Regions from separate parts of the Homo sapiens genome. Here region 2 is linked to region 1. The links are chromatin loops, found by intact Hi-C in ENCODE. Cell type or tissue: A673. All regions are shown on one strand. Links, peaks and the distances in the headings refer to the core of each region. The heading gives the core; the rest is flanking DNA. Region 1 overlaps LRBA (LPS responsive beige-like anchor protein). Region 2 overlaps LRBA (LPS responsive beige-like anchor protein).

Region 1 (16,032 bases), core at 4,061-9,060:
TTATCTTGAAAAGTTAAATACACTTGATATGCCAGTACTTGGGACCTTAACCTTTTAAGAAGTTTACAATGTATTACGGGTTAAACACATAACCTATTTAGGCATATTAATTTAATTTTCAGCTTAGTAGCCTTTTTTTCTTGAACATCGGAATTATATTTTATAATCGAAATATAAAAACTTATTTAAAGAAAAAGAAAGCCATGCTGAATATTAAGGGTAGACATTGTATGGCATTCATCTGTAGACTCTGTAGACATTTCAAAGGAAATATGTAAGCTAGAAATTCTAAAGATGGAATGGGGGTCTGTCACAGCTATTTAATTGTTTAGACAAGTTTGTGTGAATTACTACCACCATATCTGGTTAAACAAAGATTCTTAAAGGGTGAGGGCTGCTGGGCACGGTGGCTCACGCCTGTAATCCCAGCACTTTGGGAGGCCCAGGCGGGTGGATTACAAGGTCAGGAGATCGAGACCATCCTGGCTAACACAGTGAAACCCCGTCTCTACTAAAAATACAAAAAATTAGCCGGGCGTGGTGGTGGTGGGTGCCTGTAGTCCCAGCTACCTGGGAGGCTGAGCAGGAGAATGGCGTGAACCTGGGAAGCAGAGCTTGCAGTGAGCCAAGATCGCGCCACTACACTCCAGCCTGGGCGACAGAACGAGACTCCGCCTCAAAAAAATAAATAAATAAAAATAACAAAAAAGGGTGAGGGCTTTACTTTTTTTCTGACACCTTTACATGAACAACTGTTCTGTGTTTGAAGCCCTAGATATATAGTAAGTTTACTGGGTTCCTCTCCTTTGTCCCCAGTCATTACCATCTTGATTTCACCCTCAAGGAATTTTCATCAGAAAATTAAGACAAAGAATCACCTGGCTCAAATTGCAATCACAATATATTAGTTCTTTCATCATAATTTCCATATAATCCTGATTTGAAAAGGTAGAAGCTCTCCAAAGTGTCTTATATTGTCTTTGTATAGATCACTTAAAACAAGAAATACATTAAATCTTCAGTAAATCAGAAATAGGTTTTTATTAGTGACATCTAAATTATGAGTACTTTTACAGAAAAGCAACTAAGTTTAATTTTGAATCATATAGAGTAACTCAAGAAAGTGTTAAAATGGTTCCAAAAGGGTTCTCCTGGGCCTGCTTTAATCAGTAAACATGATTCATTTGTAATTTATAGAAGCCATTTGTAATGATACAGTGCCATGGTCCTCAAGTATTATTTGTTGAAATAGTTTTAACACATGCCTTTCAAAAATGTTAACAATTTTCAATTGTTTTTTTGTTGTTCTTGTTAGCATGCAAAGAAAACTGTTAGGTTGGACCATGTCAAATTATTATAAAATCTGAATTATGACCATCAGAGTTCATATAGCTTCGTTGTTTTACAAGTTATCTGTTCACTAGAATTTTTATTTTTTTAATAGCATTTTTAAAGAAAATTGTTTTGCATTACAGGAAGATTGATCCAAGTGGTGTTTGGCCATTGGGATGTCGTCACTTGCCTTGCTCGTTCTGAGTCATATATTGGGGGAAATTGCTACATTCTCTCAGGGTCACGTGATGCAACTCTTTTGCTGTGGTATTGGAATGGAAAATGCAGTGGGATTGGAGATAACCCAGGCAGTAAGTATGACTCATTTTTTAAGTAAACTTTTACAAGGATGTAGAGAATAACATTTTGCAGTAAAGTTACCTTTTTGTTATGGTAAAAGTGAGACAGGATTATCAAGTATTTTTTATTTATTATAATTTAAGAATGATCCAAATAGCCTCATTATCAATTTTGTGACCATTGATAATTAAAATCTAAGCATGAAATCTTATGTTTCATATTATAGGCTATTCTTATGATCCAAAAATTCTAGTTCTTCATTGGAAATAGCTGTCACCAAATAAAGTAGTTTTTATTCATGAAGATACAGCATAAAAGAGCAATCACATATTACCTTGTTTATTGAATTCATATTTTAAAAGAACAAAATAAAAATAATAATTTCATAGAAACAAACTAGTCTTGATAAAATTATGCTTTCATTTATGTATTAAAAAGATAAAACAGGTCATAAAAGGCCAATGTGGAATACTCAAATTGGCTCTTGGTTTTTCAGATGGGAAATGAAAATGTTCACCAACAGCCTTAAACATCTTTATGAAACTATGCTGAAGGCAGTAAAACAAAAAATGTGTAACCATTTAAAATTGTAATTCACAGAAGGCAAAAAAGGAAGCAGCTACCATTAAAACCAATCGCACACAGCTGCAGAAAAGAAATGGCTTTAGAAAAACACATTAAGAAGTAGGAAAAAACAATTAAAGGGACCACCTGAAAAATGAGAATTTAATTAAAATGATTATGACAACACTGTAGAATTCCTGCAAGAATAGCTTTAGATTTTTACTTCAGAAGGTAGAGCATTTTAACTGCTCTTAAATATTTACAGTTTCTTAATTTAAGGCAAGTTGCAATGTATTTGGTTAAGGAAGGATCACATTCTTCCTGATGACTTTACCTGAATACCCGGTCCTTGCTCTGTCACTCCACCCCAGATTGTGAAATGGTCTAAATATGTTTAAGTCCATCATATCTTGGATTGACTTCTCAAAGCTGTTCTTAAATGTATAATATTTGTATGAAAATGAACCTTTTTTTCAAAACATTTAGTCAAATGCTAGTATAATGTTAAAAGAAGTGTGTGTGAAGTATTTTTCAAAGCTGTTTCTTATTATGTACATTATAGACTTTGATGTGATAGGTAAATACAGTTTTTATTCAATGAACGTCTAATAGATATTTCCTGTTTTAATCAAAAAAGGGATAATTTCCTATGCAAATAGGATATGAAAAATAATGTTAAGCCTGTGATGCTATTGATAATACAGACTTTGTGATCAAATTGTAGTGTGTGTATATGTCGGGGAGTAGGTGTACATGTATTTCACATTTATACAGACATCTCTGTAATTACAATAGAAATTACAAAGATGCAAATTTCAGGGATTTTGTTTTTCATATTCTTTTGAAAAGTACCATGTTCTTTTCATCATGAACACAATATTCTGGTCCTTCTTCCTGTCTGTCCTCTTAGAATAAGTGACTCCTTTCAATTTCTTTTTTCTGGTTTCTGTAAATCCAGTTACCGAGATTCACTCAATTATCTCAGGCAAACCTATATTTAAAATTGATAATAAATCTACCATTTTGCTATTTATCTCAAAATATTTAAGAACTTTTTCTTGCCTTAAAAATGTAAGGTATTTCATGCACATAAAGAAATCTGAACACACATAGATATTTGGGTTCTTGGTTTCTTGTTTTATTTTACTTAATCATGTTCTCTATGTTATACACCGTCATTACCAATGTGTATTCTAAAAAGCAGCTAAAGACCTATTAGCTACACTTGTATGTAATTACTATTGCATTTCAGAAAGTTAAGTATGCCTTAAAGTTAGGAATTTTCAGCTCTTCGCAAAGGAAGAAAGTATGATATATATCATGATATATGTATACATTTAAATATATTTTCATATGTTTAAATACTTTGTAACTCAACCTAGAGATTGTTTTTACATGCATGGCCTTTAAAAAACGAATTAAGTAGGACTGAACAAATCCTGGGGTTTGTAGTAAAAAAAAAATCTAAGTTCCAAGCTTTGCTGTGGTCCTTCTGTCTTGTCTGTAAAATGAAAGCAACAACAGAACTGAGTTAAGGTGTTATCAGAAGCACAGGATGATTAGAGCAAATAAATCACCACAAAACACCATCTTGTTGGCATTAGAGTAAATATTATAATGTTATATTTTTCATAGCGTACTTCATCTATACCCTCTCATTGTCTGCAGTATGGTGGACATTACCTCCTAGTAATGCTAGCAATGAAAAGAAAAACAATAAAAGAATAATATAACAGCACATCTAATAAAAATTTTAGAAAATTGTAATGTATCTTGACTGAATTAAATTACCTTTCTCAAAGTGAACCTTATCCTTTCAAGCCCCTGTATAATGTCTGATGCCCCGATTTAATTTTGCTTCAGCTTTGAAAGATGAATCCAGGAGAAAGACAAATAGGCACTTTTTCTTATAATGAGAATTTACACATATTAGAATAGAAAAATGGAAAATGCAATCTACGCTTTTCAAAAGAAAATGACAAACAAAAACAAAGACATTGTTACCGTGTGTAAACTGTTTCAAACATTCATGCAAGCTGGTTCGGATTTTATAAGCCTCTGGCTCATTGATGGTTCCACAATGCAGCTGCTGAAGTCAGAGCTTTTCAGATGAAGGGTTTTAGGTTATGTGTATTCCTATATTGTACCTCTTAGATACAATGTAAATGACCTTTAAGAAGTGGTGAAGCGTGTATATACATATAATTGCAATATGTTCTATAAATGCACATTAATACCTCAACTTTAAATTTTTTATTGTAGACTTTTTCTTTCTTGAAGGGAAAATAGATAAAAGAAAACCAGGTTATTGCTTTTTCTGCATTTTATAGGTCTATCTCAGGGTTTTTTTATTTAAAAAATCATGGGAATAGGTAGTCATTTTACTTTCTAGGGTCATAAGCCTACATACACTGTTTTTTCCATATCTAATATTGATGTTATATGTAAAGTTGATAGCTGTATGACAAAGTTTTAAAAATATCATATTATCTAATATTAATATACATACTGCTTTGGCAATCTCAGGCTAATTCAAACTGGATAAAACCTATAAATACATCGCTTCTCAGCCTTTTGGCTAAGATCAAGTGTAAAACCTATAAATACTGTAATTTGGGGCTTTAAAAAGTGTAAATGTTTTATGAAGCCTGCCTAGACTACATAGCAAAAGGCTTATTTTCCTGTATACCAGATAGTTTTTCATCTTTGACTCTATTGTTTTGTAATAATTATCTCCTGTGGAATGCAGTTTTTTCAATGAGAAGAAAAATGAATATAGGATTCCATTTAATTAGGGATTTAAAAAATGAAATTAACCAAGAATATTTCACTGAGAGATGTTTTGTACATGAAAGCATGGCATCTCTCTCTCCTTGTCCTAGTACTCTGTGTTTTAGGACTGAGCCTTGTCACCAAAGTGCTTTTCCTGAGATAGTTATTTCACCTTCAGAATAATGCTCTCCAGACTGTACATTTTTAAATTTTGGAGAAAATGTTCCCCAGTGCATTCCATTGATAAATAAATACTTTAAACTTTGACATGATCTTATTTAGATAAGCAAGATGAATATATACAAAACAGTTATTATTTATTCACTTTTATATTCATAAACATGGATTTAAAAAATTAAATGTTTATTAGGTATTTTTAGATATCTGAATAATATCTTTTAAAGCCACATTCGATCAGCTTCAGAAGCAAATGGTTGCTAACTGTGAGGGTGTTGCACAGATTTGTGTGTGTAGTATTTCAGTAATACATTTTCCATTCTCGCATTCTGGTTTTGATTTGATTGAAAGGTGGCATTTTTTTTCTTTTCCTCATTGCAATCAGACATGCTAATCTATGTCAGCTTTCTCCTTTATGGGATTGGCGTCTACTGAGAAAAAAACCTAACTTTTCTTCATAACAACAAGATTCTGTTCTTTAAGAATATTTCAGCACCGTTAATTAGAAAGAAGGTTTTATTAACCATAAGGCTAGCACTAACAGACCACAGAGCTGTTTTTTAAAGTACTGTATGCCATAGCTGCCCTGCTTTTTCTCTGTCTAAAACTTCATTTTGTTATACGCTCATCAATCACTTAAGTCATTACCGTAAATCCTACTGTTGTTAATTTTACTAGTATCACCCTAATGAGACATTCCTGCTATAATTAAAAATGAATTCTAACTTTAAGGCATTCTAAATTTTTTTTAATGAATTTAGAATGATCTTGCCATGTGACTATAAATACTACTGATACACATAGACTACTCATCAAGTCTGTAAGAAAAGTAGTATCATAACATGTCCAGGTGTGAATTATTTACTGGCTGCCTCTGTGCACATGTGCTTATGTGTATGCATATTTTTGTACACATATTTAGGAATTATGTCCTTTTTATTGTGAAGCCTAGTATGTTTTACTGAAGCTACTGATAAATTCTTATTCTTTGTCTTGCCAAAATTTAGGTGGATGTAATATAAACAATATTACTCTCTGTAAGTAGGTGTCCTAGAGCACCATCTGCTGGATGCATTTGGGGACTTAATGTTGGGAAACATGAAAATTGGTACTTGGTTAAGACAGGTGTACTTTGTTTTTAATTGCCTGTGATATATTATTTAAGGGTCACAAATGTCAAGGTATGTACATTTGTGTTGAACCATATGAGTTCTTAAAAAGAAATCACTTTACTCCTCCTTTTACCCTACCCTAACCTGGATTTGCAACTGTACGATAAATATTTTGTGTAAGGAAAAAGCAAGCACAATATTTGCCTAATGAAACAAAGCACCACAGTTGGTGATGAAATAAACTTGTTAGCTTCTTGATCACAGCTCTTCAATAAGTTACCGTTGAGGAAGTTATTTGGATGGTATTTTATGTTTAGGTTCCTTATGTTCACTAGATTCTGAATAAGAAAGTAATGCTTGAAACAAGAAACCATTTTATACCTGGATATGACTCTTGATCTGATCCTTTGTCAGGAACAAGAGTTCTTGTGTGTGTCTCATCAAGACCTTCCCTTCTGGGCCTGCATTTGGAATGTACTGTCACACTACAGCTACCCTGTATTTTTATTTTTTCCTTGAAGCATTTATCAAGAAGCGTTTTCAAATGGTATGTTGGCAGTGTTCAAGTTCAGGTGACATTAAAAGTATGTCTATGAAATTCTCCAGAAGGTCCAGGATGTTTAGTGCTCCATGATGCAATGCAGGCCCTCAAGTTCCAGCAAAACAACTCTGTATTTACTGCTTGTAACTAATAGTAGATGTGGTAAAAAGGAATTATATTCATATGGCAAATGAATACAACCTTAATGTGCACCATATGCAGAGTGGTGGGGTGATATGCCAATATATCACATTTATTTACCTTGTTTGGTTGCAGAGAAAAATGACTGTACCATTCAGCCCATAGGTTATAGCCATATAAATATGAGAACAGAAGAATTGATGATTTATACCCTCAGATTGAGTATCTTCATATGTAGACCTTTTTAATAGTGCCATGCCAAAGAAAGTTGTCTTGACACTTTATGCTCATATGGGAAATTTAATTTCAAACAATAGTTGGCATTAGTCTAAGAAAGTAAAAATTCCTTCTAGTCAACTAAACGTAGGATTCTTCTGCTTTTAAAATATTGCAGAACTCTGTGCCGGCGGTGGGGGTGGGCGCGGGGGGGTGGTCCATAACATTATTGGTAGAACTACCAAGGATACACTTAATTAAAGCTTCCTGGAACAACATAGTAGACTGACTTTACTACCTTCCAAAAACGCTCATTTCGTAAGAGAAATTCTACGACAGCTTTGTGCCTATGTAACTCACATTTTACTCTAGATATTACTGATAATTTATGAAAAGATAACCATTTTTATATGAAATTCAATATTTAAATCTCTGATTTTTTTTTTACGAAGCAACAGTTAAACCCTATTTTTTCTAGTTACCTCAATTTTTATGTGCTATGCTCATTTATATCGCTTTACAGAGCAGAAGTTTATAAGTGTTAACAAATTTTTAAAAATTGATTTTCTTGGTCTTTTAACAGGGCCATTATCTAAGTATATCATTACATTTCATTTATCTGGTAATTTTTTAACAGTAATTTTTTTCACATTCAAGTGAGAAAATGAATGTGTTTGATAAGACTTCAGATTTTGGATTTGAAGTGTTTTTATATAGGAAAAAAATTCTCTGAATTGTTTCTGCCTTTTGTGGCTTAAGGCTGCATGACTGTTGAGCTTTTTAAGCTTTCATTCTTGTAGCTTGTAACTTTGCACAACTGAGAGACTGCCTTATTTCCTTTGGGTGAGTGGGGTCAGGAGTGTTTAATAGCTAAAGATATGAAACTCCTCTATAGTTTTCAGAGTCCCTTACTTACGTATTTTTAACAAAAGAACATTAAAAATGTTAAGGAGGATGTATTATAAAGAATTTTAAATAATTTGGGTATTTAGGATAAATAGATAAAACCAATTTTCAGTTTTAATTTATATTCATAAAAATCAGACAATGTTGCATTGCAACAAATCTGAATAAGATTTCACTTCAGCAAATTTTCTACCTGTTTTCTTTTTGGGGGGTAGAATTTTACCATGTTTATGTTACCAGACACTCATATGCAGCTACAGGAGCCATAGCTTACCTAGAACCAAAGACCAAGCCCCTCCATGGGAAAACAACAAATGAAGTCTCAAGCAAGTAGGAAAAAAGAAGCACATTAGTTAAGTATAGTAATGATATGTCCATGTAATGAAGTCCTGTACAGGCATTAACAAAGATACTATAAATTTGTAATATTGACATGGAGGGATACACTCTTTGTATTGCTAAGTGTAAAAGATCACGAAGCTACATATGTAAGTACCTATGCCTATATGTGTATACACTTGTATTCTATGTACATTTATGCATAGAAAAAGTATGAAATGATCACAAGACATATATTAGCAACATTTATTTATAGGTAGTGGGATTTGGAAGCAATTTTTCATTTTCTTCATCATACTTTACTGAAGTATCTGAATGTTTTATAATGAGCATGTACTACCTTGATAATCAGAGACAATAAAGATACTTTAGGCCGGGCACAGTGGCTCATGCCTATAATCCTAGCATTTTGGGAGGCCAAGACAAGGGTATTGTTTGAGCCCAGGAGTTCAAAACCAGCATGGGCAACATAGGGAGACGCTGTCTCTACAAGAAGTAAAAAAAATTAGCTGGGTGTGGTGCCTGTAGTCCCAGCTACTCAGGAGGCTGAAGTGGGAGGACCACCTTAGCCCAGGGAGGTCAAGGCTGCAGTGATCTGTGGTTGCACCATTGCACTCCAGCCTGGGCAACAGAGTGAGACCCTGTCTTAAAAAAAAAAAAAAAAAAAAAAAAAGCTATTTTAATTTGGGGAATGCACCAAATTACTGTACTGTACCTTCACTCCCCACTGTTAGCCTCTAGGCTGCCAAATATTAGTAGTTGTATCAGAATTTATATGAATTATCAAGGAGAGAACCATCTCTAATTAGCTTTTATGCAGCATAGGATGAAATATACTTTCAATGAAAGGAGTGTTTATAACAGAGTGAAAAAAGGGATCATTCTGTTGCTACTACTACTACTATTTTTTTTTTTTAAGAGACAGAGTATCTCTCTGTCACCAGGCTGGAGTGCAGTGGTGGGATCTTGGCTCACTGCAACCTCCACCTCCCAGGTTCAAGCAATTCTCCTGACTTAGCTCCCGAGTAGCTGGGACTACATGTGGGCGCCAGCGCGCCCAGATAATTTTTTTGTATTTTTAGTAGAGACAGGGTTTCACCATGTTGGCCATGATGGTCTCAATCTCCTGACCTTGTGATCCGCCCACCTTGGCCTCCCAAAGTGCTGGGATTACAGGCGTGAGCCACTGCGCCTGGCCTGCTGCTACTACTACTTATATGATACTAATGGGTGCTCACTACATGCCAGGCACCATCCTGAGTGCTTTACATATTAACTCATTAATCTTCACAGTAGCCCTGTGTGGTATCTACTGTTAGTATCCTTGACTTATAGATGAGGCATGGAGAAATTATAAATATGCCTTTACTTTCTGCCCTGGGCCTTGACACTTTTAGGATCTCCTTACTAGAATTATGGAAACTTGCCCAAGGGAGCTCACATAGCTAGCAAGTGCTGGAGCCTAGATTTAAACTCAGGCAGTCTAGGTCAGAGTTATCTAAACTATACATTTAATTAGAATATCAGCTATAGAGAAGTTGATGCAATCCTATCACTAAAGCATTCTTAGTATTTGCGAGAGACACAAAAAGACAACTGTATTATACTGAGTTCTTATGACAGTACATGTCATGGTAAGATTTTGTATTTTTCAAATATACATTTAAGGGGTATACTTTTAAGTATACACTTGCAGGTACACACTCATATAAACCCATTTTCTAATGTACAGTTGACTTTTGAACAACACAGGAGTCGGGGTGCCAACCCCCCACACCGTCAGAAACATGCATATAACTTTTGACTCCCCAGAAACTTAACTACTGATAGCTTACTGTTGACTTGGAAGCCTTACTGATAACATAAAGTTGGTTAACACATATTTTGTATGTTATATGTATCATATACTGTGTTCTTATAATAAAGTAAGCTAGAGAAAAGAAAATGTTATTAAGAAAATCGTAAGGAGAAAATATATTTACTATGCATTAAGTGGAAGTAGATCATCATAAAGATCTTCATCCTCGTTGTCTTCACACCGAGTAGACTGAGGAAGCAGAGGGCTGGTCTTGCTGTCTCAATGGCAGAGGCAGAAGAAAATCCACAAATGAGTAGACCCATACAGTTCAAACCTATGTTGTTCAAGGGTCAACCTTAGTCTTAGAGGGTGATTCCCGTGTTACCAACATTTATATGTATCATAGAGAGAAGAGGAGAAATGTTATATACCAAGGACTTACAGTTGTTCTTTGTACCAACATTATCTTGTCTTGCATTAATACTTCTAATATTATTTACAAGAAGTTGCTACTAAAATTTCCTGTCTGATGGTTGTTGTACTCTAAATGCAGCTATGGCTTATCATCTATAGTCTATATGTCTAATCAAATTGTGATTTTTCACCAAAGAGACCATGATGAATAGGGGAAGGGAAAAGATTTGGTGAAGATGAAATGTATAGGACAAATTTCAAGTAGTTTTTCTAAGCATAATTAAAATGCAGTATAATTTCCATTGTAAAACTAGGAAGTTAATGGAAAAGGTTTAAGAAACATTTAATATCTAAGCTCATTTCCGCTTTAGCAAAGCCATTTCCTTTCTTGATTTACCATTATGGTGAGCCGCATGAGAAAGCTTAGTATTCAGTTTTCACATGAATGTTTTGTAGTAATCAATTGTAACTAAATGGTACAAAAGGCACATGTAAAATAGAGGTATCCGTCTTTAGGAAATGACTGGCATATATTGTATAATATATTTTTGTTTTTTATCTATAATCTATATGCCTAATAAGTTCATTATGTATTTGGGCTTTTTAAACAAATATATTTTATTTCTTAATTTGTTTTCTATTGAAATTATTACTTTTTTTATAAAGCCAGGTTTTATATTTTGATTTTCCTCTATAAAAGTTCAGATGATACATTTTTACTAATGAAGAAAATTATATTGGTGGTCTTTAAGCATGTTAATTATTGTTAAATATTGATTTTGCATACAAAATTAGTTGTTACAAGTGGTATGGACTTCAGTACTATTATGTTGACCTTTACAAGCATAGATATTTATAATTATAATTTGCAGGTTTATAGTACAGTTGACAAAACCAGATCCAATGATCCTTTAAAATCAAGTTATTTTTAAATAAAAGGCTGTGTTTTACTCCTTTCCTTATTTCCATAGTACCTCACATATCTTAAGAATACAAACTCAATAAATATTATTAAGTGAATGAAGGAGTGAAGGAATGAATGGGTGAACAAGTGGGATATGTGATTTTCTGGCCCAGCCAGGAGTCATCTAAACTAAGTATCAATTGGAAGAAATAATTTTAGTTGTACAAAACTAGGAATAGGAAAATGTTTAATCCCGCTTCATTTCCTAATAGATGGTATTGAGAAAATGGAATGAAGAGGATTCACTCTGCTAATAACAACATATTTAACCTACAAGTGAAAACGTTATACTGCATTTCAAAGTGATCTGATTTTCATAAGAGTAAGGAGATGACGCCAAAACACCAAGAACTTCATTCACTTTTTATAAAGTAACTACAAGTTTGCCAGAAAATACATGTCAGATCTATTTGTACCTGGATTGTCACCTGTTTTCCTAAATGGATATAGGCCTTATGAAATATTCTTCTCACTGGATATTTATGAGCAAGATACTAGAGAAATTCCTCTTTTCTCTTCTTTCAGGTGTAATTTTAAGTGGTTCGGAGTCTGTTTGATAAATATACTTAATGTTGCGAGGGCACCAAAGAAACACAACTAATGAAAACGTTTGCTATTCTGCCAAGTGGTGTTAAAATATTTCACCTAATGTTTTAAAACATAAGTCCATTGTTCAATTCCCACCTATGAGTGAGAATATGCGGTGTTTGGTTTTTTGTTCTTGCGATAGTTTACTGAGAATGATGACTTCCAATTTTATCCATGTCCCTACAAAGGACATGAACTCATCATTTTTTATGGCTGCATAGTATTCCATGGTGTATATTTGCCACATTTTCTTAATCCAGTCTATCGTTGTTGGACATTTGGGTTGGTTCCAAGTCTTTGCTATTGTGAATAATGCCGCAATAAACATACGTGTGCATGTGTCTTTATAGCAGCATGATTTATAGTCCTTTGGGTATATACCCAGTAATGGGATGGCTGGGTCAAATGGTATTTCTAGTTCTAGATCCCTGAGGAATCCCCACACTGACTTCCACAATGGTTGAACTAGTTTACAGTCCCACCAACAGTGTAAAAGTGTTCCTATTTCTCCACATCCTCTCCAGCACCTGTTGTTTCCTGACTTTTTAATGATTGCCATTCTAACTGGTGTGAGATGATATCTCATTGTGGTTTTGATTTGCATTTCTCTGATGGCCAGTGATGATGAGCATTTTTTCATGTGTTTTTTGGCTGCATAAATGTCTTCTTTTGAGAAGTGTCTGTTCATGTCCTTCGCCCACTTTTTGATGGGGTTGTTTGTTTTTTTCTTGTAAATTTGTTTGAGTTCATTGTAGATTCTGGATATTAGCCCTTTGTCAGATGAGTAGGTTGCGAAAATTTTCTCCCATTTTGTAGGTTGCCTGTTCACTCTGATGGTAGTTTCTTTTGCTGTGCAGAAGCTCTTTAGTTTAATTAGATCCCATTTGTCAATTTTGTCTTTTGTTGCCACTGCTTTTGGTGTTTAATTGAACAATGAGATCACATGGACACAGGAAGGGGAATATCACACTCTGGGGACTGTGGTGGGGTGGGGGGAGGGGGGAGGGATAGCATTGGGAGATATACCTAATGCTAGATGACGAGTTAGTGGGTGCAGCGCACCAGCATGGCACATGTATACATATGTAACTAACCTGCACAATGTGCACATGTACCCTAAAACTTAAAGTATAATAAAAAATAAATAAATAAAACATAAGTCCAATATAAATGCTAAGTGGTTAGTATAGAGATCTTGTGTTGCTTAAATGCAAGTTAGGTTGTTATAGTTGTCTCTGTAAGTTGGTATTGATATCTAGTATTACGTACTGAGAGAAGTGCCTCTGTAAAACCTGATGTGCCCTGGTATTTGCAGCAGAATTTGGGCTGTCTTTAATCTCATTTGACTTGTTCATCTTCCTTTAAGGCCATCCATAAAGATGCACTGGGTATCCTTTTCAGCCTTTGGTTAGGATTTGCATCAGTAGTCATAAACGTGCTCTCTGGACAAAGACACCCTTTCCTTTGAAGTAATTGCTCAAGCTTTTCAAAGCAGTCCTAGAAGTCTGTCCTCTTTCTCTTTTTATTTTTCTTTAAGAAGAGTTTGAAATGTAGTCCCTTAAACTAGCAGCAAGATAAATTTTTCTCTCAGCATTATTGAAGGCCATGACAATTTTTCAAGCAGTAAGACTTTAAAAGGTTCTTAAGGGAATCTGTTCTGCTTTATGGTCTAGCCTTTGGGAGATCCTACTATCTCAGAAAGCAAAGGTAAAGACTTTTTGTATCCCTTAACTATTGCAAATTTTTATCAGAAGAATTAACTTGATATTTTTCAGAAGATTTTTTTTTCTTGTTCTTCGTTTGGTTTAGAGACTTCAATGAGAGATTATTGATAGTTTTGGCATCTTTGAAAAGTAACATATGGCCAGAATCATCTTGTTTGAGCTGATTATTTCTCCCTGGGTATTAACTATGTGGGCTGACAAGTAGTTGGGAGGGGCAGATTTCTGAGAACACTGCAGTGAGAATGAGTTATATGGTTCCAAGATTTTGTTTCTAGGCTTTCCAAACAGAAATGTACACAGATATGGAGGGATTTTGCCTTTCCTTTCTGTGGGATGTTGTCACTTTGGCTCTGCTGTGATCCAGGATGATGTATACAGTGTAACTACAGAGACATAAAAAGATCGATTCTGTGAGCCACATGTAAAGCCTCTGCTCTGCCTCCGATTATCCCCGCTACCCTCAGTAATTTCATTGCAAGTGGTTCCCAAAATGTCCATTGAACTTAAACAGTTTTGACCTGTTAGATTTAAATCCCATATCATATATCTGCTATATTGAAGTGTAACTATTTCAAGCTCTTTATTATAAAACTTATAAAAATCAAGTAGTAGGTATTTATTTTGAATGTACTTTTTGATGAGGAGAAAATGTAAAGAATGCTCAATCTGTACAGCAGATAATAAAGGGAATACAATCTTTAAAGAAGATTGGAAACAGCTTTTCTTAGAGGAAATGACATATCTCTCCTTATATTGATGTATGTGGGTTTATAGAGGCCAGTAATGTACATTTCCTATAGGTGAGGAAAGTTAAGTAGCGCTGTCTTTTTACTGGAAATCCAGTGACTGTAAAACTGGTTACCTGAGAACCTAATGATCATAAGTCTACCCTTATGCTTTTAATTTCTTTTTCTTTTTTTCTCTCTCTCTCTTTTGTATTTCCTGAACTGTCTAACCTGCTTCCGGGATTAGCAAACATTTTGCCAAACTTTGAAGCCAAAGTCCTAGCATTGAATAGTTCCTTATTTAGAGATCAGGCCCTAGGAAAAGAAGAAATCCTTTTCCAGTTTTGAAATTACTCTGCATGTGTGTGTGTTCTGATCTGTGGAGTGAAAAATGATTTAATAAAGTTTGGATTATTGGAAACTAGTATTTTGTAAACAAAGCATAATGATAAAAATCTTACGAGTTTACAAAAAAAATAATGCTTATATCTTAACCCACCTTCTGGAGTTAATCACGAGGCTTCCTAAACTCTTAACTTTGTAGTCATAGAAAATGCTCAGTATTTCAACTCTTTTACATTAAAGAAAGAAAGAAAATTGACAGCAATCCTCTCCCTTCTTCCACCATGCTCCCAAGAAAACAAAAAGTTAGCATTGATGTTCTTAAGTGACATCATCCTCTGGGACCACCATTATCTATCTGTCCTTTGTTTACTTTGTCTTATACTTAGAATGCCTTCATTTGCCATCAGCTTTCCTTCAAACCTTCACTTTCCACTGAGGAATTCCAAGACAATTCAAGTTAAAACACAAATTTCACCATCCATGAAATGGTAACTTAAGAAAAAAAAAAAAAAAAAAGAACAATCACACCAAAAATATATTCCTTAGATCTTAGTGATTTTAATTGCTGGTAAAAAAAAAAAGTTGCCAATGGATCTAATTAGACAGTAATTTCAGAAACAACATTGTATGGTATTTTTGTGGAATGTACAGCCTTCTGGGGAAAAGGAAAACCAAGAATCAGGGCTAAAGTATTGATAACTTCTTATTTTATTATTTTTTTGAGACGGAGTCTCGCTCTGTTGCCCAGGCTAGAGTGCAGTGGCGTGATCTCGGCTCACTGCAACCTCCACCTCCCAGGTTCAAGCAATTCTCCTACCTGTTAGAGGTGCACACCACCACGCCAAACTAATTTTTTGTATTTTTAGTAGAGGCAGGGTTTCACCATGTTGGCCAGGCTGGTCTCTAACTCGTAACCTCAGGTGATCTGCCCACCTTGGCCTCCCAAAGTACTGGGATTACAGGCGTGAGCCATTGCGCCCGGCCAATAACTTTTTAAAACAGTATACTTCTTCCTAAAATTTGTGGATCCTGGCTGGGCGCGGTGGCTCACGCCTGTAATCCCAGCACTTTGGG
Region 2 (16,032 bases), core at 3,595-8,594, 660 kb before region 1:
TTTTAGTTAATTTGAATAATTAAGAATGAACTAGCGGCCGGGCGCGGTGGCTCACGCCTGTAATCCCAGCACTCTGGGAGGCCGAAGCGGGCGGATCACGAGGTTGGGAGATCAAGATCATCCTGGCTAACATGGTGAAACCCCGTCTCTACCAAAAATTACCAAAAAAAAAAAAAAAAAAAAAATTAGCTGGGTGTGGTGGCGGGCACCTGTAGTCCCAGCTACCTGGGAGGCTGAGGCAGGAGAATGGCTTTGAACCTGGGAGGCAGAGCTTGCAGTATGTCAAGATCATGCCACTGCACTCCAGCCTGGGTGACAGAACGAGACTCCGTCTCAAAAAAAAAAAAAAGAATGAACTAGCAATACAAAACAAGCAGTAAGATGTAGCACTTAAGAGAATGAGCTACAAATATACCACTTGGGTATTTTGCTTTTAATGCATTTGCCTCATAAGTTGCTGATTCACTTCTTTTCTACCATCTTCCACTGCAGTCTCCAATATGTACTTCCCTTTCTCCAGGGGCAAAATTTCACATAATACCATAGTCAAAAACGAAAATGAAGATGGATCATGTACAAAACACTATCTTTATTGATATTAACATATTATTTGGGGTATCTCATCCAGTACCTGTGGGATGGTATTGTTTCTGGTCTGTCAAATATATGACTTTGAAACATTTTAACACAGGTCAAAAATAGGAATGTATTTAATGAAATCTCTCTCTATGACCTCTTTTCTCCTTGTTTCCAGCATACATTATCCCTTGCTCATCTCTCTCCTTCAGTTAATTTAGTCACTGCTTAAGAAAACCTAGGTCAGGCCCAGTGGCTCACACCTGTAACATCAACACTTTGCAAGGCCGAGGTGGAAGGACTGTTTAAGCCCAGGAGTTTGAGACCAACCTGGACAACTTGGTGAAACCCCATCTGTATTAAAAAAAAAAAAAAAAATTAGCCGGGCATGGTCGTATGTGCCTATAGTCCCAGCTACTTAGGAGGCTGAGGCGGGAGGATCCCTTGAGCCCAGGAGGTTGTGGCTACAGTGAGCTGTGTTCACGCCACTGCAGTCTGCCACCTGGACAACAGAGTGAGACCCTGTCTCAAATAAATAGATAGGTAGATGGATGAATGATTGATATATAGACGATAGAGAGAAAACCTGAAAAGTATTATTAGCAGCTCATGTATCCTTCTAAATTTTCTTAGGCTTTTATAAACTAATGTAAATACTTGTATGTTTCACTTGTTCATTGTACAGAAGGTGGCATGCTGTACCCCTTGTTCTACATCTTGCTTTTTCTTTGCTGATAATTTTTCTTATTTGTCTTTCTAAAGCATTTTATACAGAGCTTCTGTATTTTTAAAAGAGCTATATAAGTATTCTATTGCATAGATGAACCATGGTTGTCTTGACCCCTGTTTACTGGGTTGTTTCCAGTATTTTGTTATTACTAATAATACTTCAATAAATAATCTTTACATATACTATTTCATACTTAATGTAATTGTATCTATAGGATAGATTCTTAGAGATATAATTGCTGGGTCAAAGGTTTTATTCCTTTATAATTTTGGTTTATATTGCCAAACTGCCTTCCCAGGGATTATATTAATTTATTCTCCCTCCAGAACTCTATGAAAGTGCCTCTGTAGCATCTCCAACAGTATTAGCAGCTGTGGTTTTTGCCAGTCTAATAGGTGAAAAAGTGATGATTAATCAGAATTTAAATTTACATTTCCCTTATGACTAAGGTTGACCATATTTTCTTTGAATTATCCATTTGTATCCTTTGCTCATTTTTAAATTCATTTTTTTTAATTTTTTTATTTTAGTATTTATTGATCATTCTTGGGTGTTTCTCAGAGAGGGGGATTTGGCAGGGTCATAGGACAATAGTGGAGGGAAGGTCAGCAGATAAACATGTGAACAAAGGTCTCTGGTTTTCCTAGGCAGAGGGCCCTGCCGCCTTCTGCAGTGTTTGTGTCCCTGGGTACTTGAGATTAGGGAGTGGTGATGACTCTTAACGAGTATGCTGCCTTCAAGCATCTGTTTAACAAAGCACATCTTGCACCGCCCTTAATCCATTTAACCCTTAGTGGACACAGCACATGTTTCAGAGAGCACGGGGTTGGGGGTAAGGTTATAGATTAACAGCATCCCAAGGCAGAAGAATTTTTCCTAGTACAGAATGAAATGGAGTCTCCTATGTCTACTTCTTTCCACACAGACACAATAACAATCCGACCTCTCCTTCTTTTCCCCACATTTCCCCCTTTTCTATTCGACAAAACCGCCATCGTCATCATGGCCCGTTCTCAATGAGCTGTTGGGTACACCTCCCAGACGGGGTGGCGGCCGGGCAGAGGGGCTCCTCACTTCCCAGACGGGGCTGCTGGGCAGAGGGGCCCCCCCATCTCCCAGACAGGGTGGCGGCCGGGCAGAGGGGCTTCTCACTTCCCAGATGGGGTGGCTGGGCAGAGGGGCCCCCCACCTCCCAGACGGGGCAGCTGGCCGGGCGGGGGCTGCCCCCCACCTCCTGGACGGGGCGGCTGCCGGGCGGAGACGCTCCTCACTTCCCGGACGGGGAGGCTGCCGGGCGGAGGGGCTCATCACTTCTCAGATGGGGCGGCCGGTCAGAGACGCTCCTCACCTCCCAGAAGGGGTGGCGGCAGGGCAGAGACACTCCTCAGTTCCCAGACGGGGTCGCGGCAGGGCAGAGGCACTCTTCACATCCCAGACGGGGCGGCGGGGCACAGGCGCTCCCCACATCCCAGATGATGGGCGGCCAGGCAGAGACGCTCCTCACTTCCTAGACGGGATGACTGCCGGGAAGAGGCGCTCCTCACTTCCCAGACTGGGGGGCCGGGCGGAGGGGCTCCTCACATCCCAGACGATGGGCGGCCAGGCAGAGATGCTCCTCACTTCCTAGACGGGGTGGCGGCCGGGAAGAGGCACTCCTCACTTCCCGGACTGGGCGGCCAGGCAGAGGGGCTCCTCGCATCCCAGACGATGGGCGGCCAGGCAGAGACGCTCCTCACTTCCTATATGGGGTGGCAGCCGGGCAGAGGCTGCAATCTCGGCACTTTGGGAGGCCAAGGCAGGCGGCTGGGAGGTGGAGGTTGTAGCGATTCGAGATCACGCCACTGCACTCCAGCCTGGGCACCATTGAGCACTGAGTGAACGAGACTCTGTCTGCAATCCCGGCACCTCAGGAGGCCGAGGCCGGCAGACCACTCGCAGTCAGGAGCTGGAGACCAGCCCGGCCAACAGGGCGAAACCCCGTCTCCACCAAAAAATACGAAAACCAGTCAGGTGTGGTGGCGCATGCCTGCAATCCCAGGCACTCGGCAGGCTGAGGCAGGAGAATCAGGCAGGGAGGCTGCAGTGAGCCAAGATGGCAGCAGTACAGTCCAGCCTCGGCTCGGCATCAGAGGGAGACCGTGCAAAGGGGAGACGAGGACCGTGCAAAGGGGAGGGGGAGGGGGAGAGGCAGAGTGAGAGGGAGAGGGATTAAATTCATTGTTAAATAACATGTTACTTTGCCCCTTTTTATATTGAGTTGATGTTTTTGTTATTTTCTAGAAGCTTCTTATTTTAAAGGGATTGATTTGACTTGACTAGTGGTGTTTTTTTTTTTAATAAAAAGCTTTTTATTTTATTTTATTTATTTTTATTTCTTTTAAATTTTATTTATTATTTTTTTCAGACAGAGTCTGGCTCTGTCACCCAGGCTGGAGTGCAGTGGTGTGATATCGGCTCACTGCAACCTCTGCTTCCTGGGTTCAAGCAATTCTTCTGCCTCAGCCTCCCAAGTAGCTGGGATTATAGGCACATGCCACCACGCCCGGCTAATTTTTATATTTTTAGTAGAGACAGGGTTCTACCATGTTGGTCAGGCTGGTGTCGAACTCCTGACCTCAAGTGATCTGTCCACCTCAGCCTCCCAAAGTGCTGGGATTACAGGCACGAGCCACTGTGCCCAGCCAAAAGCTTTTTATTTTTATGTAGCTTGAATTTATTGTGCTATTCTTTTATAGTTAGTGGGTTTTGAATCATACATAGAAAGGCTTTTCTTACTCAGAACTTCCTTAAAGTTCTATGCTTTCCTGTATTATTTTGATGGTATTTATCACTCTGGTATTTATCCATCTCACTCTGTCACCCAGGCTGGATTGCAGTGGTGTGATCACAGCTTACTGTAGCTGGGACTTCCCGGGCTCAAGTGATCCTTCCACCTCAGCTGCCTGAGTAGCTGAGATCATAGGTGAGCACCACCATGCCCAGCTAATTTTGCATTTTTTTGTAGAAATGGGGTTTCCCCATGTTACCCAGACCAGTTTTGCACACCTGGACTGAAGCAATCCTCCTATCTCAGCCTCCCAAAGTGTTGGGATTACAGGTGTGAGCCACTGTGTCTGGCCTGAAATTTTTCCTGATTTGAAATATGGGCCAATTTATTTTTTCTACAAATGTCCATTTGAACATATGTAGAAAAAAATTGAATTCCAATTTAATGCTGTTTATTGAATTGTTTATTATTCCTCCATGATTTGAGATGTCACCTGAATGAAAAACAGAAAAACCATAGTGCGTACAGGTTAAGAGTGTGGACTTTGTAGCTAGATTACCTAGGTTGAAATTCTAGCAGCACCACTTCTTGCCTCTGAGATCTTGGGCAAGTTACTTCATATGTCTATGCCTCAGTTTCCTCAAATAAAAATACAATAATTGTACCTATCTCATGGAGTAGTCAGACATTTAATATACATAAGATTCTTAGTGCCTGGCACAAGTAAGTGCTCTAAAAATTGCTATTATTATGGTGTGATAATTTCCTGTTGTCTTTGGCACTATGTGTGGACTTTCTGTTCTCTTCTTCATCTAGCAGACATTCATCTACTGCTACCGCTTTTTAAAAAAGTTATTTTATTTCATATTATGTTTTAATCTCTGATGGAGCTAGCTTCCCATTGTTGCACTTCTTTTTCACAGCTTCCTGGCTATTCCTGTTTGCTTACTTTTCCTAGAGAAATTTAGAGTCAGCTTGTCTACTTGCTTCTCTTCTATCCTCCTAACCTTTCTAATAAAAATAATAAGACTGGTATTTTTAAAAATAGTATTTTTTGTTTTTGAAACTCATTTTCTGCAGCTGTTAAATCTTTTGAAATATATCAATGTTGATTTTTCTAGACTTTGTTTTTTTCTGGCTAATCTCTGTTTCTTCTGTCTTAGCTTTAAGTTTTCTCAGGATATCATGATGCCTTGCAGTATTTCTCTTTAGCTCTTATGCATAAGGTGATAGCATTTTAAGATCTCTTGGGTGAAGATTAGGCCTGCAAATATGAGTTCTTTTTAAGGACATTCTCTTTTGTTTAATTATTTCACATAGATTCAGTGATTCAAGAATGCATTTGTGAATATGGCTGTTTATCCTCCTCCCCCACCTGTTTGAGCCTGGGTTTGACCCTCAAAACCAAGGCAGTGGTTGGTGAGCTGAGGCCACCCACAGCTGAATCTCATCTACAGCCACAGCCAATATGGGGTGAGGATAGAGGGGTGTGACTGGCAATCAAAGCCTGTCTCCCCCATCACCATCAGGATGCAGTGGGCGGCCAAAGTGGCTATACATAACTCAGCAGAGAGGTGGCGCCATGTTCCCTGAGGCAGCTTGAGAGCACTGTTACTGTTTTGAGGTGACTTACATATGGAGGTTAGTTATGCATCAGAAGCTTCTTAGGAGTCACTGAAAGAAATGTGTTATATGTATTTAATACAGGCTGTGAGTTACAAGTTTACAAAAACTGAAACTACTAATTTTATGATGGAATTGCATTGCCTGAATATAGATGTTTTAAAATATGAAATTAACCATTGACAGAACTTTCTCATAAAAATTTTTATTGTAAAACTGTAACTATTGAAAAACCAAACCAAAACAAATATAAAACTAAAGGGCAAATAATTACCTTTAAACCACCATGTAGGTCAAGAAATAGAATTTTGCCAGTCATCTTAGAATCCCTCTAATTACAACTGCCTCTCTCCCTCAAATGGAACCTCTATCTTGACTTTTACAGTAATCACTTTCTTTTATTTATTTGTAATTATGTAATCTAATAATACATCCCTTATCTATAATTTAGTTTTTCTTAGTTTTAAAAAACACGTTTTTTAAGTCTCAGGTCATTCTATCTGTTAAAAAAACCTGGACCTTTTAAAAAACCTGGACCTTTTGACATTTAGCATTTCCCATGGTCTGGATTTTGTTAAGTGCATATTCATGGTGTAGTTTAACATGTTCTTGTGTCCTCCGTATTTCCTGCAAATTGGAAGTTGATTCCAGAAGATTTGGCTTCCATACCTTTGGCTAGACTCTAGGTGGTGCTGTGTTCTGTCATCCGGAGGCTCTTATGTCAGGTTGTCTCTTTTTATAATGTTATCAGCTGTTGATTCTCAACATCTAGATCCATTAAATCACTGGAGTCTGAATAATGATGATATTATATATATTTTTTCATGTATTAAATGGAATAGTTCTATGAAAAGATGTATTTAATTATCCAGTTGTATTTAGTTATCCAGTGGCACAGTTAATACATAGATAAGCCAGGCATGGTGGTACACACCGGTAGCCCCAGCTAGTTGGGAGGCTGGGGCAGGAGGATTCCTTGAACACAGTAGTTCAAGGCCAGCTTGGGCAACATGGGAAGACCCTGTTTCTTAAAAAAAAAAAAAAGTATGTATACGTACATGCACACACACACTTTATATATTTATGTATACTTTATATAGATTTATAAATATATTCTTTGTGTATTTACATTCTTTTATATATTTATATACTTTTTATATGTTCTTTATATATAATTATAGATAATATAATAAGTATATTAGATTTACACTATGTTACATATTATATAAATATTATATAAATATGTAATTGGAACAGTTTCATTCCTTTTATTCATTAATTTTGTAAGTAACAGCCATTTCTCTTCTTATCCTCTACAGGAGACCAATTCGTTGTTATTGTCTTTTTGAAATATTATGAATTAAAGGATTTAAACATATTTGATGGCAATTATTATTACTTTATTGAACCTCAAACTTTTATTTTTGGCCAGTAGGCACTTCTTCAGGTTGATTCCTGAGTCCTTTTGGTACAACCCTACTAGACTTTGATCATGTTTCTGCTATTTTTATGGCAAGATATTTCAGGCTCATATTTTCATTTCTAGTTCCAGACCTTGAACCAGCTATCATAATGGCTTGGCTGTGTCCCCACCAAAATCTTTCTTGAATTGTAGGTCTCATGTGGGAGGGACCCAGTGGGAGGTAATTGAATCATGGGGGTGGGTTTTTCCCCTGCTCTTCTCTTGATAGTGGATAAGTCTCACGAGATCTGATGGTTTTATAAAGGGGAGTTCCCCTGCACACACTCTTGGCTGCTGCCATGTAAGATGTGTCTTTGCTCCTCCTTTGCCTTCAGCCTTGACTATGAGGCCTCTCCAGGCATGTAGAACTGTGAGTCCGTTAATCCTCTTGCCTTTGTAAATTACCCAGTCTCAGGTATGTCTTTATTAGCAGTGTGAGAACAGACTCGGACAGTAAATTGGTAATGGTAGGGTGGGGTGCTGCTGTAAAGATACCTGAAAATGTGGAAGTTACTTTGGAAGTGGGTAACAGGAAGAGGTTGGAACAGTTTGGAGGGCTTAGAAGAAGATAGGGAAATGTGGGAAAGTTTGAAACTTCCTAGAGACTTGTTGAATGGCTTTGACCAAGATGCTGATGGTGAAATGGACGATAAAGTCCAGGCTGAGGTGATCTCAGATGGAGATGAGGAACTTGTTGGGAACTGGAGTAAAGATCATTCTTGCCATGCAAAGAGACTTGCGGCAGTTTACCCTTGCCCTAGAGGTCTGTGGAATTTTGAACTTGAGAGAGGTTATTTAGGGTATCTGGTGGAAGAAATTTCTAAGTGCTAAAGCATTCAAGAGGAAGCAAAGTGTAAAAGTTTGGAAAATTTGTAGCCTAATGATGCAATAGAAAAGAAAAACCCATTTTCTGAGGAGAAATTCAAGCCAGCTGCAGAAATTTGCATAAGTAAAGAGGAGCCAAATGTTAATTGCCAAGACAATAGGGAAATGTCTCCAGGGCATGTCAGAGGTCTTCACAGAAGCCCCTCCCATCACAGGCCTGGAGTCCTGGGAGGAAAAAGTGGTTTTGTGGGCTGGCCTCCGGGACTTGCAGCTTTGTGCAGTCTGGGGACATTGTGCCCTGCATCCCAGCTGTGGCTAAAAGGGGGCAATATACAGCTCACACCATTGCTTCAGAGGGTGAAAGCCCTAAGCCTTGATGGCCTATGTGTGGTGTCGGGCCTTTGGGTGCACAGAAGTCAAGAACTGAGGTTTGGGAACCTCCACCTAGATTGCAGAGGATGTATGAAAATACCTGGATGTCCAGGCAGAGGTGTGCTGCAGGGGTGGAGCCCTCACAGAGAACCTCTGCTAAGACACTGTGGAAGGGAAATGTGGGGTACAAGCGCCTCCACAGAGTTTCCACTGGGGCACTGCCTAGTGGAGCTGTGAGAAGAGGGCCACAATCTTCCAGACCCCAGAATGGTAGATCCACTGACAGCTTGCACTGTGCACCTCGAAAAGCTGCAGATGCTCAACGCCAGCCGTGAAAGCAGCAAGGAGTGGGTCTGTACCCTGCAAAGCCACAGGGGCGGAGCTGCCCAAGACCGTGGGAACCCACCTCTTGCATCAGTGTGACCTGGATGTGAGACATGAAGTCAAAGGAGATCATTTTGGAGCTTTAAGATTTGACTGTCCCACTGGCTTTGGACTTGCACGGGACCTGTAGCCCCTTTGTTTTGGCCAATTTCTCCTATTTGGAATGAGTGTATTTACCCAATGCCTGTACCCCCATTGTATCCAGGCAGTAACTAGCTTCTTTTGATTTTACAGATTCATAGGCAGAAGGGACTTGCCTTGTCTTGGATGAGACTTTGGACTGTGGACTTTGGAGTTAATGCTAAAATGGGTTAAGACTGGGGGGACTGTTGGGAAGGCATGATTGGTTTTGAAATGTGAGGATATGAGATTTGGGAGGGGCCGTGGGCAGAATGATATGGTTTGGCTGTGTCCCCACCAAAATCTCATCTTGAATTCTAGCTCCCACAATTCCCACATGTTGTGGGAGGGACCCAGTGGGAGGTAATTGAATCATGGGGGCAGGTCTTTCCGTGCTGTTCTCTTGATAGTGAATAAGTCTCATGAGATCTGGTGGTTTTATAAAGGGGAGTTCCCCTGCACATGCTCACTTGCCTGCAAAGACATGTCTTTGCTCCACCTTCACCTTCAGCCATGATTGTGAGGCCTCCCCAGTTCCACTGGGGAGTGGAACTGTGAGTCAGTTAAACCTCTTTCCTTTATAAATTACCCAGTCTCAGGTATGTCTTTATTAGCAGTGTGAGAACAGACTAATACAAGCTACTCCTTCAAGAAGCCCTGATTTTTAGTGAGAAATGGTATTTCAAGACCACAATCTGGGCAGTAAGCATGTTCATTGTTATTGTGTTGGTCATTGTTTGTACCCCTTTCCAGTTGATAAAACTACACATACACACACACGCACACACTCACACACATTACATATTTATGTGTGAGTGTGTATGTGTATATGTGTGTGTATATGTATTTTAAGATAAAATACCTAATTGGTTCATAGTGATACTTCCATTAAGTATGATGTTAGCTGTGGGATTTTCATAGATGCCCTTTGTCAGGTTGAAGAAGTTTCTTTCTATTCTTAGTCTGTTAAGTGTTTTAATAATGAAAGGTATTAGATTTTGTCAGATGCTTTTTTTGTCTATTGAGATGATCATGTGGTTTTTCATTTTATGGTGTATCACATTTATTAATTTTTGAATGTTAAACTGAGCTTGCATTCCTGGAATAAATCTCATTTAGTCATAGTGTATAACTGTTTTTATATGTTCCTGGATTTGGTTTGCTAGTATTTTGTTGAGGATTTTTGTGTTCATATTCATAAGATATATTGGTCTGTAGTTTTCTTTTTTGTGATGGTTTTGTCTGATCTTGGCATAAGGTTAGTACCGGCCTCATAGATTTAGCTGGGATGTGTTCTCTCCTCCTCAGTGTTTTGGAAGAGTTTGTGAAGAATTGTATTAATTTGTCTTTAAATGTTAGGTAGAATTCACCAGTGAAGCCACCTGGGCCTAAGTTTTTTTTTTGTTTTGTTTTTTGTGAGTTGATTTTTTTATTACTAATTTAATTCTTGTTGTAGGTCTGTTTGTATTTTGTATTTCTTTTTGAGTCAGTTTCTGTAGTTTGTATCCCTCTGAGGAATTTGCTCCTTTTATCTAAGTTGTCTAATTATTGGCATACAATTGTTCATAGTGTGTCTTTATAATCTCATTTATGTAAGGTTGGTAGTAATGCACTCTCATTTCTGATTTTAGTAATTTGAGTCTTCTCTTTTCTTCTTGGTTAGTCTAACTAAAAATCTGTCAATTTCATTTTTTTGTTGTTGTTGTTGAAGGACCAAAGAAGCCAGGTTGTATTGATTTTATTTTTAAAAATACCACTAATTTTATATTGTTAATTTCATTTTATTCTCATTTGTTTCATTCATTTCTTCTGTAATCTTTATTATTTTATTCCTTTTGCTTGCTTTAGGTTTACTATGCGCTTCTTTTGTAGGGTTTAAGATGGAAGGCTACATTATTATTATTATTTTTGAGATGGAGTCTCTCTCTGTTGCCCAGGCTGGAGTGCAGTGGCACAATCTCGGCTCACCACAACCTCTGCCTCCCGGGTTCAAGTGATTCTCCTGTCTCAGCCTCCCAAGTAGCTGGGATTACAGGCGCCCACCACCCCACCTGGGTAATTTTTGTATTTTTAGTAGAGATGGGGTTTCACCATGTTGGCCAGGCTGGTCTTGAACTCCTGACCTCAGGAGATCTGCATGCCTTGGCCTTTCAAAGTGCTGGGATTACAGGTGTGAGCCACGGCGCCCGGCCTACGTCATTATTATTATTATTGAGATGGGGGTTTGCCTTGTGTTGCCCAGGCTGACCTCGAACTCCTGGGCTCAAGCAATCTTCCTGCGTCAGCCTCCTGAGTAGCTAGACCACAGGTGGGTGCCACCGGACATGGCTTGGCTCCTTCTTTTTATGCATGTTCAAAGGTTATATTGTTGATTTAGTATCTTTCTTCTATTTTAAAGTAGGCATTTACAGCTATAAATTCCCTCTGAACACTGCTTTATACATTCCATACATTTTGTCATGTTGTATCTTCATTTTCATTCATCTCAGTGTATTTTCTATTTTCTTTTTTTCCTTTCCTTTTTCTTTTATGAGATAGTGTGTCACTCTTTCAGTCAGGCTGGAGTGCAGTGGTGTGATGGTGGCTCACTGCAGATTCTACCTCTCAGGCTCAGGTGATCCTCACAGGTGTCCTGAGACACTGGGACTACAGGCATGTGCCACCACACCTGGCTCATTTTTCTGTTTTTTGTAGAGACAGGGTTTCACCATGTTTCTCAGGCCATTCTCGAACTCTGGGCTCAAGTGATGCACCTGCCTTGGCCTCCTGAAGTGCTGGGATTACAGGTGTGAGCCACTGTGCCTAGCCTAATTTTTTTTCTTCACTTATTCTTTTATATAGGCTATTTAGGAGTGTGTTGTTTAATTTCCATATATTTGTTGAGTTTCCAAAATTTCTTTCTGTTATGATTTCTAGTTTTATTCCCTTATGGTCAAATGATATACTTGGTGTTCCTTTTATTCTTTTTTTTTTTTTTTTTTTTTGATTTCTGAGTCTAGGTTCTTTTTTTTTTAATTTTTAAAAAATTTTTTAGTATTTATTGATCATTCTTGGGTGTTTCTCAGAGAGGAGGATTTGGCAGGGTCATAGGACAATAGTGGAGGGAAGGTCAGCAGATAAACATGTGAACAAAGGTCTCTGGTTTTCCTAGGCAGAGGGCCCTGCCGCCTTCTGCAGTGTTTGTGTCCCTGGGTACTTGAGATTAGGGAGTGGTGATGACTCTTAACGAGTATGCTGCCTTCAAGCATCTGTTTAACAAAGCACATCTTGCACCGCCCTTAATCCATTTAACCCTTAGTGGACACAGCACATGTTTCAGAGAGCACGGGGTTGGGGGTAAGGTTATAGATTAACAGCATCCCAAGGCAGAAGAATTTTTCCTAGTACAGAACAAAATGGAGTCTCCTATGTCTACTTCTTTCTATACAGACACAGTAACAATCTGATCCCTCTTTCTTTTCCCCACATTTCCCCCTTTTCTATTTGACAAAACCGCCATCGTCATCATGGCCCGTTCTCAATGAGCTGTTGGGTACACCTCCCAGACGGGGTGGCGGCCGGGCAGAGGGGCTCCTCACTTCCCAGACGGGGTGGCCGGGCAGAGGGGCCCCCCACCTTCTGGACGGGGCGGCTGGCCGGGCGGGGGCTGCCCCCCACCTCCCCGACGGGGCGGCTGCCGGGCAGAGATGCTCCTCACTTCCCAGACGGGGCGGCTGCTGGGTGGAGGGGCTTCTCACTTCCCAGACGGGGTGGCTGCCGGGCGGAGAGGCTCCTCACTTCTCAGACGGGGTGGCCGGTCAGAGACGCTCCTTACCTCCCAGACGGGGTGGCGGGGCAGAGGCGCTCCCCACATCCCAGAAGATGGGTGGCCGGGCAGAGATGCTCCTCACTTCCTAGACGGGATGACGGCCGGGAAGAGGCGCTCCTCACTTCCCAGACTGGGCAGCCAGGCAGAGGGGCTCCTCACATCCCAGATGATGGGCGGCCGGGCAGAGACGCTTCTCACTTCCTAGACGGGGTGGCGGCCGGGCAGAGGCTGCAATCTTGGCACTTTGGGAGGCCAAGGCAGGCGGCTGGGAGGTGGAGGTTGTAGTGAGCCGAGATCACACCACTGCACTCCAGCCTGGGCAACATTGAGCACTCAGTGAGTGAGACTCTGTCTGCAATCCCGGCACCTCGGGAGGCCCGGGCTGGCAGATCACTCGCGGTAGGAGCTGGAGACCAGCCCAGCCAACACGGCGAAACCCTGTCTCCACCAAAAAATACGAAAACCAGTCAGGTGTGGCGGTGCGCACCTGCAATCCCAGGCACTCCCAGGCTGAGGCAGGAGAATCAGGCAGGGAGGTTGCAGTGAGCCGAGATGGCGGCAGTACAGTCCAGCCTTGGCTCGGCATCAGAGGGAGACCGTGCAAAGAGGGGGGGGAGGGGGAGGGGGAGGGAGAGAGGGAGAGGGAGCTATTCTTTTAAATTTATTGAGATTTGTTTTATGGATGAGTAACATGGTCTATCCTGGAGAATAAATATCCTATAGATGTTCGTGAGGTTAGTTGGTTTATAGTGTTGTTCACCTCTTCTGTTTTTCATGTTGATCTTCTGCTGAGTTGTTCTATTATTAAAATAAGGATTAGTTACCCTAATTTTAATTTAGTTAGCATGTTATTTTGTAACTAACAGAACTCTTCAGATACGCTCTTCAGATAGAAATGATCATTTGTGATCCAGTTGAAGAGAGTTTATCAGGGCTATGAACACATTAACACTCTAGCAGTGTGAACTTTGCTTATATGGAAACAGTTGGGGAGGTAGTAGAGGAAGACAAGATGGGCGAAGGGCTTGATGGAGGGAGATGAGGGGTCAGGGAAACAGAAGAGGAAAGGAAGCAAAATAATTGTAAGTGAGAAAGTGGAAGATGGACACATACACAGAGATATAAAGATGAATGCATTAAGACTGGGAGGAGGTCAAGGCCCATGCTTCCGTCTGTGCTCCGGGAGGAAGACATTCATGCATACACAGAGAGACAGATACTCAGAGAGTAAAGCACAGATACACATAATTTCAAGAGAGACACACTCAAAGAAGAGATATGCAGATACCAAGAACCAGAGAGAGATAGGTACAGAAACCCTCTCCACCCCGCCCACCCCACGCACAGAGAGAAAGAGAGAGAGAAACAGACGGCCTTATAGACGGTCAGGATGAGGCTCAGGCAGACATTGACAGACACAGGCAAAGAGACAGGCTCTTGGGAATGATGTTGGACATGGCCTTTACTACTTGGATTTTTTAAAGTCCTTTTTTTTATTGTTTAAAGCAGTATATGCTCATTTAAAAAAGTATGAAGTGAAAATGAAAGACTGACTGTCTAATTTCCCTCTCCTCAACCCACTTCTTTGAGGTAGCCATTGTTAATAGTTTATTGTCTGCCCTTCTTGCAGCACACACACCCATATACATCCTACACATTTTTATATGTATCAGCATCTGTCTTCATTTGTCTCTACCTATCTCTCTCTCTATAGACATACACACACACACACACACACATATACAACAGGTTATTTTGTACATATCTGCTTTTTTTCCTTTAATCATGTATCTTAAACATCTTTCCTTGTCCAATCATGAGTAGTTCTCAGTGAGACCAGTACTGCTCCTTGGAGGTGTTTAGGAAATTTGGTGAGTATTTTTGGTTCTTAGAATGATTTGGAGTTGGTAGTGGACACTTAGTGTTCTGGACTAAGGCTGCTAAGGACCTTGCAATGGAAGATACATTTGCAAACAGCAAGGTGTGATATCCTCTGTTCTCCTGAACTTATTAGACTTTAATTTCATTTTCCATATCAGCATAAACTTTTTGAATACTTTTAACATATGCTGAGTTTTTTTAGAAACATAAGTAAGCTTTAAAGAAGAAAAAAATCATACTTTGTTTTATTTGGAACTTTATGAAGAATTAAAAATCACGTCTAATTGGAATATAATAGTATTTGAATATCTAATACACACCTGAATCACTGTGCCTTGTTTCTGTAACATACATTAATGTAGATTCTGTATATAGTTACCAGGACCTAACTACTTTATTATTTGGTTATTTACAAGGATTTATATATGGAAAAAATACTGAAAAGTATTTTAATTATTTTTCTTTTATTATGGTTAGAGTACTTTGTAGATTTTTGTTGTTGTTTATAGGTAGGTCTTATTATCTATTGTGTTTCCTCAAGTCTAAGATGCCAAGTTGTAAGATTTGTCATTATTTTTATGCAGCATTAGGAAAAAACCCTGCAATTGTAATTTTAGATGCCATTGATTATAAGACACATTCTGATCTCTGATCTTTTTAAAATAATTGATAAAATGGAATGTGTCACTTTTATTTCAGGTTAGTATAGGGGTGTCACAAAGAATTTTTTTTTTTTTTGTAAAAAGATGATGTTGAGTCTAACGTAGACTGTCAGTGGAGAACTATGAATGAAAATGATTTAAAAAATTGCTGTGTTATATACAACTATACGTATGTGCCATAATTCAGCTAGTTCCTTCTTTTTTTGGAATTAATCCGGGATTTTCTCATTGTAAGAGATAGAATCTTACATCAAAGTAGCTTAAGTATAAAAGGGAATGATTGGTTCATAGGACCAGGCTACATCATTGAATGAAGCTGCAAGAACCAGGGAAACCCTGGAAACAGGGAATTGATGTCACCAGAATATTCTTCTTCCATTTATGGTGCAGCTAGGCCTCCTCTGTCCACATGGCAGGGAACATATCTGCTGGAAGCCTTCAGTTTACATATTTCTCCTACTTTTGACCCAAAGACCAAGAGCCCTTCTTTTTCACCTTATAAATTAAAAAACAGTCTTGGTAATGATTTTGATTGGCCTGACTTAGCTCACATTCTCAGTCTTGTATTAATCACTGTGGCCAGTAGAAGGGGGAAGTATATATTTAGCCAGGCCTGACTTAAGTGACCTCTCTGTGACCTGGGTGTGAGGTACTGAGACTTTCTTGTCAGAATTCCATAAATGGAAGAGGATGGAAGGAAGAGTAAATACAATACAGACAAAAACAACATTGTCTATTACAGTGAACATTTTGGTAATTTCCAGTTTATTTCCCTATTGTTAATATAATCTCCATTTTCACATCTGATAAATCTCCCTACAT

What was found. A loop is a pair of places that touch in the nucleus more often than their neighbours do. Peaks named below come from ENCODE experiments on the same cell type or tissue, not always from the same donor. Only the 100,000 strongest peaks of a DNase experiment are listed, where the experiment ranks them.
Region 2: a loop joins it to region 1, with 2.5 times the contacts of the local background. A loop is called at or near these places in 6 of 110 quality-filtered maps.

What each region holds. Positions count from the first base shown.
Region 1 is chr4:150,288,236-150,304,267 of GRCh38, reverse strand. It overlaps LRBA (LPS responsive beige-like anchor protein), which reads left to right. Exons shown (of 57, transcript NM_001364905.1): 53 at 1,476-1,643. Among named protein-coding and RNA genes, the nearest start is that of DCLK2, 220 kb to the right of the region's middle. RefSeq lists an enhancer at 15,621-16,032. In A673, for the core only: a CTCF peak has its summit at 6,201 (motif pointing left); a DNase peak (open chromatin) is centred at 6,197.
Region 2 is chr4:150,950,629-150,966,660 of GRCh38, reverse strand. The region is part of intron 2 of LRBA (LPS responsive beige-like anchor protein); the gene reads left to right. Among named protein-coding and RNA genes, the nearest start is that of LRBA, 57 kb to the left of the region's middle. RefSeq lists enhancers at 1,772-2,602, 2,603-3,433, 11,808-12,428. In A673, for the core only: CTCF peaks have their summits at 5,431, 5,638 and 6,386 (motif pointing right); DNase peaks (open chromatin) are centred at 5,660 and 6,380.